2 separate regions of the Homo sapiens genome follow, and region 1 is linked to region 2. A link is a contact called in ENCODE Hi-C or POLR2A ChIA-PET data. All regions are on one chromosome and are shown on one strand. The core of a region is the stretch at or near the end of the contact, and the rest is flanking DNA. Distances in the headings are between cores, read along the strand shown. Region 1 overlaps FANCA (FA complementation group A). Region 2 overlaps ZC3H18 (zinc finger CCCH-type containing 18).

What was found. A loop is a pair of places that touch in the nucleus more often than their neighbours do. ChIA-PET counts read pairs that join two places held with the same protein, here RNA polymerase II (POLR2A). Pooled maps may share reads with other maps.
Region 1: a loop to region 2 is called in a pooled map, with 3 times the contacts of the local background. The contact joins two enhancer-like sites. A Hi-C loop is called at or near these places in 2 of 50 pooled maps. POLR2A ChIA-PET finds 5 or more read pairs at or near these places in 2 of 52 experiments (activated B cell and activated naive CD4-positive, alpha-beta T cell).

Annotation. Positions count from the first base shown.
Region 1 is chr16:89,763,800-89,766,753 of GRCh38, reverse strand. FANCA (FA complementation group A) reads left to right here. Exons shown (of 43, transcript NM_000135.4): 28 at 1,688-1,864. Among named protein-coding and RNA genes, the nearest start is that of ZNF276, 44 kb to the right of the region's middle. RefSeq lists enhancers at 1,445-1,514, 1,675-1,784. Within about 2 kb of position 1,698, at least 14 of the 41 ENCODE cell types and tissues checked have a DNase peak (open chromatin) inside an H3K27ac peak, as active enhancers do.
Region 2 is chr16:88,590,330-88,593,484 of GRCh38, reverse strand. The region is part of intron 3 of ZC3H18 (zinc finger CCCH-type containing 18); the gene reads right to left. Among named protein-coding and RNA genes, the nearest start is that of ZC3H18, 22 kb to the right of the region's middle. RefSeq lists an enhancer at 1,525-1,774. Within about 2 kb of position 1,589, at least 4 of the 41 ENCODE cell types and tissues checked have a DNase peak (open chromatin) inside an H3K27ac peak, as active enhancers do.

The DNA of each region.
Region 1 (2,954 bases), core at 449-2,948, 1.2 Mb before region 2:
CCTTACATTGTTCAGACAAAGGAATTTTTTTTTTTTTTTGAGATGGAGTCTTGCTCTGTCGCCCAGGCTGGAGTGCAGTGGTGCGATCTCGGCCCACTGCAACCTCCACCTCCCGGGTTCAGGCAGTTCTCCTGCCTTAGCTTCCCAAGTTGCTGGGATTACAGGCACGTGCCACCATACCCGGCTAATTGTTTTGTATGTTTTTTAGTAGAGATAGGGTTTCACCATGTTGGCCAGGCTGTTTTCGAACTCCTGACCTCAAGTGATCCACCCGCCTTGGCCTCCCAAAGTGCTGGGATTACAGGCGTGAGCCGCTGGTGCCCGGCCCAGACAAAGGAATTTAAAGATGAGCATTGGAAACCCTGAATGTCAAAAGTAAAGGTGAAATGGCACTGCAAACCAGTGTTGTCCTTTTATAGGATTTTAATGAACGTCTCGTGTATAAAATAGTGGTTTTCAGGCTGGGCGTGGTGGCTCATGCCTGTAATCCCAACACTTTGGGAGGCCGAGGCGGGCAGATCATGAGGTCAAGAGATCGAGACCAGCCTGGCCAACATGGTGAAACCTGGTCTCTACTAAAAATACAAAAATTAGCCAGGCGTGGTGGCGCACGCCTGTAATCCCAGCTACTTGGGAGGCTGAGGCAGGAGAATCGCTTGAACCAGGGAGGCAAAGGTTGCAGTGAGCCGAGACTGCACCACTGCACTCCAGCCTGGGCAACAGAGCGAGACTCCACCTCAAAAAAAAAAAAAAATAAATAAATAATGGTTTTCAACTTCAGGCTTCACATTAGAATCAACTGAGAAGCTTTTGAAACTATAGATTCCTGGCCCCTTTCCAGATAAATTAAGTCAGAATCTGGGAGCAGCCCCTGAGGATCCAGGGTGCACGTATTTCCAGTTATTTCCTCTGAGGAACTTTGTCCCTGGTGCCAAGTTTTTAAAGAAAACATGGAGTTTGAGCTTAGGAGAGGGCAGCGTGGTTCCCACCCAGCATGCTGAGCAGGGACGACAGTCCTTGGAGCAGGCTGGTTATAAACATGGGAGGCTCTCATCTCCTCGGGGGCAGAGATGGACACGGTCACGCAGCACCAATAGTGTGTCTGGCTTGTCCAGTTGGTGTGCATTTTTGGTGGGAACGCCATTCCTGGCAGAGGCCTAGAGATGGGCTGTTTCACTGCCCGGGACCAAACCAGCCCTACCCCTGGGAGGCAGTTTTGTTCCTGCAATTCTGCTTCCAGACATTTAGCTCAAGGAAGCAGTCAGATGGCAGGAAGGTCTGCACATAGGCTCTTCCCTGGAGCACTGTGCACAGCCATGATCGCTGAGGGGCTCTGCACCCTTCCAGGGGCTGGACTGAGGTCCCCTGAACGTGGGGTTGTGTGTTGTGCCCTCCCAGGGGCTGGACTGAGGTCCCCTGAACGTGGGGTTGTGTGTTGTGCCCTCCCAAGGGCTGGACTGAGGTCCCCTAAACGTGGGGTTGTGTGTTGTGCCCTCCCAGGGGCTGGACTGAGGTCCCCTGAACGTGGGGTCGTGTATTGCGCCCTCCCAGGGGCTGGACTGAGGTCCTCTGAATGTGGGGTTGTGTGTGTGGGCTGTTGATGGTCTGTTTCCACCTGAGCATTTGCTCAGCCACTCACAGTGAAACTTGCGCAATGAAGAAACGGCCGGGTCACTCTCTGTTTCAGTTTCAGTTCCTCATGTTCAGATTGTTCTCAGAGGCCCGACAGCCTCTTTCTGAGGAGGACGTAGCCAGCCTTTCCTGGAGACCCTTGCACCTTCCTTCTGCAGACTGGCAGAGAGCTGCCCTCTCTCTCTGGACACACAGAACCTTCCGAGAGGTGTTGAAAGAGGAAGATGTTCACGTAGGTGACCGTTCCTTCTCCTGCATCATGCCACGTCCTGAGTCTAGGGTTTGTGTGTGCTCCTCGGGCAAGAACAGCAGCACGTAGGTGACCGTTCCTTCCCCTGCATCATGCCACGTCCCGAGTCTAGGGTGTGTGTGTGCCGACTGTCTCCTCGTCTCGAGTCTAGGGTGCGTGTGCCGACTGTCTCCTCAGAGGCAAGAACAGCAGCACTTAGATGGTTTGATTGGAATCTTGACTAAAATCGTTGTGGCCTCATGTGCAGCTCTTAAGAAATTATACAGATACTGGGCACGGTGCTCACACCTGTGATCCCAGCACTGTGGGAGGCCAAGGCGGGTTGATCACCTGAACTCAGGAGTTCAAGACCAGCCCGGGCAACATAGTGAAACCCCATCTCTACAAAGAATGCAAAAATTAGCTGGGCACAGTTGTGTGCACCTTTGGTTCCAGCTACTTGGGAGGCTGAGGCAAGAGAAATCACTTGAGCCCAGGAGGTGGAGGTTGCAGTGAGCCAAGATCACGCCACTCTATTCCAGCCAGGATGACACAGCAAGACCCTGTCTCAAAAAAATATATTAATAAATACAGAGAAACCCTGCTATACTTTCTCAGTTTCTCCCAACACGAACTTCTTTTTTTATTTTTACTGATATATTTTTTGAGACAACGTCTCGCTGTGCTCAGTGGTGCAGTCTTGGCTCACTGCAGCCTCTGCCTCCTGGGTTCAAGCAATTCTCATGCCTCAGCCTCTCCAGTAGCTGGGACTACAGGCGCCTGCCACCACGCCCGACTAATTTTGGTATCTTTAGTACAGACGGGGTTTCACCATGTTGTCCAGGCTGGTCTTAAACTCCTGGCCTCAAATTACCCACACGCCTTGGCCTCCCAAAATGCTGGAATTACAGGCGTGAGCCATTGCGCCCGAGAACTTGTTTTTTGTTGTTGTTGTTGTTTTGTTTTTTTTTTCTGGTGGAGTCTTACTCTGGGGCACAGTGGCGCAATCTTGGCTCACTGCAGCCTCTGCCTCTCTGGTTCAAGTGATTCTCCTGCCTCAGCCTCCCAAGTAGCTGGGACTACAGGCGCGCAC
Region 2 (3,155 bases), core at 340-2,839:
AAAATTCCAAAAATAATTCCTAAGTTTTAAATGATGTTCTGTGCTGAGCAGCGTGATGAAATCTTGTGCCGACCTCCTCTGCCCCACCTGGGACACGAATCATCCCTTTGTCCAGCAGATGCAAGCTGTCCACGACGCTAACTGCCCACTAGTCACTTAGCAGCCCTCTTGGCCAACAACCGTTGGGGGTACGGCGGTGCTGTGCTCACTGTGGCTCAGTGACCCAGGATCACTGGGGGCAGGTGACCTTCCTTCTGACGCATTGGCAGGAGGTCAAGGGGGGCCCAATGCTAAGTGGCAGGGCCTCCGTGTCATCATGCGAGCATATTTCATCCCACGTCATCAGATGGCTGAGTGGCTGAGTGCAGTAAAGTGAGCTCTTTTGAGAGATCACATTCACATTTTTATTACAATTGCTCTATTTTATGATTGGCTATTGTTGTTAATCTCTTACTGTGCGTAACTTATAAATTAAACTTTATCATAGGGATATGCTTATATAATCATGGAACTGTACACTTAAAATGGGTCAATTTCATGGCACATAAATATTACTTTAATAAAGTTTTTTAAAAAGAACTTACGAATAATAAAAATAAATAATACATCTGTACACAAGTGTAAGATTTAATTAAATTACAGTTCTTACTACTACAGCACAGACATGAAGTAAAGTGGCATTCGAAATGCCAGTGCATGGTGAATGCCTGGCTCAGCCTTACTGTTATTATAAATATAGTTTCGATTTGGGAGGCCAAGGCGGTCGGATCATTTGAGGTCAGGAGTTCGAGACCAGCCTGACCAACTGAAACACAAAATTTAGCCACTACTAAAATACAAAAATTAGCCAGGCATGGTGGCATGCGCCTGTAATCTCAGCTACTCGGGAGGCTGAGGCAGGAGAATCGTTTGAACCCGGGAGGTGGAGGTTGCAAGTGAGCTGAGATCACGCCATTGCACTCCAGCCTGGGCAACAGAGGGAGACTGTATCTCACAAAAGTAAAATAAAATGAAAGAAAAAGAAAAATAAATAAATATAGTTTTGACCTCAGGGTCCCCTGAAAGGGTCTCAAGGACTCCCAGGGGTTCACAGATGACACTCAGACCTGCTGCTTTAAACACAGTTTTGCAAGGATTCAAAACTGAGCAAAAGACATTTCTCCAAGAAGATACACAAATGACCTATTAAGCACATGAAAAAAGACACCCCACCACCCATCTTCAGGAAAGGCAGATCAAAACCCAGTAAGATATTACCTCCTACCCACTGAAATGGCTACTATCAAAAAAAAACAGAGAACAGAGTAATGGTGAGGACGTGGAGAAACTGGAAGCCCCCACACCACTGGTGGGAAAGTAAAATGGCACAGCCACTGTGGAAGACAGCTTGGCGGCTCCTCAAAACATGAAACATACAACCACCAGGTCATCAGCAACTCCACTGCCAGCGGCTCCGCAAAAGATGAAACACACAACCACCAGGTCATCAGCAACTCCGCTGCCAGCGGTTCCTCAAAAGATGAAACATACAACCACCAGGTCATCAGAAACTCCGCTGCCAGCGGTTCCTCAAAAGATGAAACACACAACCACCAGGTCATCAGCAACTCCACTGCCAGCGGTTCCTCAAAAGATGAAACACACAACCACCACGTCATCAGAAACTCCGCTGCCAGCAGTTCCACAAAAGATGAAACACACAACCACCAGGTCATCAGCAACTCCACTGCCAGGCACATGCGAAAGAGCTGAAAGCAGGGTCTGAAGAGATTTTTACGCCCACGTTCACAGCAGCTCTATTCACAATTGCCTAGAGGTGGAAACCACCCAAGTGTCCACCCACAGATGAGGGAAACACCCAATGCAGCTGCTCCACACTAACAAATATTGGTCAATCTTTTTTTTTTTTTTTGGAGACGGAGTCTCGTTCTGTTGCCCAGGCTGGAGTGCAGTGGTGTGATCTTGGCTCACTGCAACCTCCACCTACTGGGTTCAAGCGATTCTCCTGCTTTGGCCTCCCAAATAGCTGGAATTAGAGGTGTGCTCTACCACCCCCAGCTAATTTTGTATTTTTAGTAGAGACAGGGTTTCACCATGTTGAGCAGTCTGGTCTCGAACTCCTAACCTTGAGTGATCCACCCACCTCGGCCTCCCAAAGTGCTATGATTACAGGCATCAGCCACCGCACCTATTATTCAGTCTTAAAAAGACAGAAGGCCAGGTGCAGTGACTCACGCCTGTAATCCCAGCACTTTGGGAGGCCGAGGAGGGCAGATCACGAGGTCAGGAGATCGGGACCATCCTGGCTAACACAGTGAAACTCCGTCTCTACCAAAAACTACAAAAATTACCTGGGCGTGGTGGCGGGCGCCTGTAGTTCCAACTACTCAGGAGGCTGAGGCAGGAGAATGGCGTGAACCCAGGAGGCAGAGCTTGCAGTGAGCCGAGATGGTGCCACTGCACTCCAGCCTGGGTGACAGAGCAAGACTCCATCTCAAAAAAAAAAAAAAAAAGTATTCCACCACAATTTTAAAAAATTAGGGGGAGCACAGCCAAGGAGATCAGACCCAAAAAATGGACTGGGATGCTTGTTCACTGAGGGATAAATCAGAAGCCCAAAGTAGGGGCCGGGTGTGGTGGCTCACACCTGTAATCCCAGCACTCTGGGAGGCTGAGGTGAGCGGATCACCTGAGGTCAGGGGTTCGAGACCAGCCTGGCCAACATGATGAAACCCCATGTCTGCTAAAAATACAAAAATGAGTTGGGGGTGGTGGCAGATGCCTGTAATCGCAGCTACTCGGGAGTCTGAGACAGAAGAATAGCTTGAACCCAGGTGGAGGTTCCAACGAGCCGAGATCTCACCATTGCACTCCAGCCCGGGTGACAGAGCGAGACACTGTCTCAAAAAAAAAAAAAAAAGAAATAAAGAAACCCAAAGTGGGACACAGTTTAAAGAAGATGCTACTTACTCCTCTGTGGACAGAACTTTGTGTCCTGATGATCCAACACAGGCCCACGAGAGATAAAAACATCCCATGAAGAAGTACAGCTCCAGTTGTAGTGTATGTGCTGTGGAGCCGGGCAGGCGTACACAAAGCACTGATCTCTAAAATGTGAGCAAGGTGTGTTCCCAGTGCATTTTGCTGTCATTTGG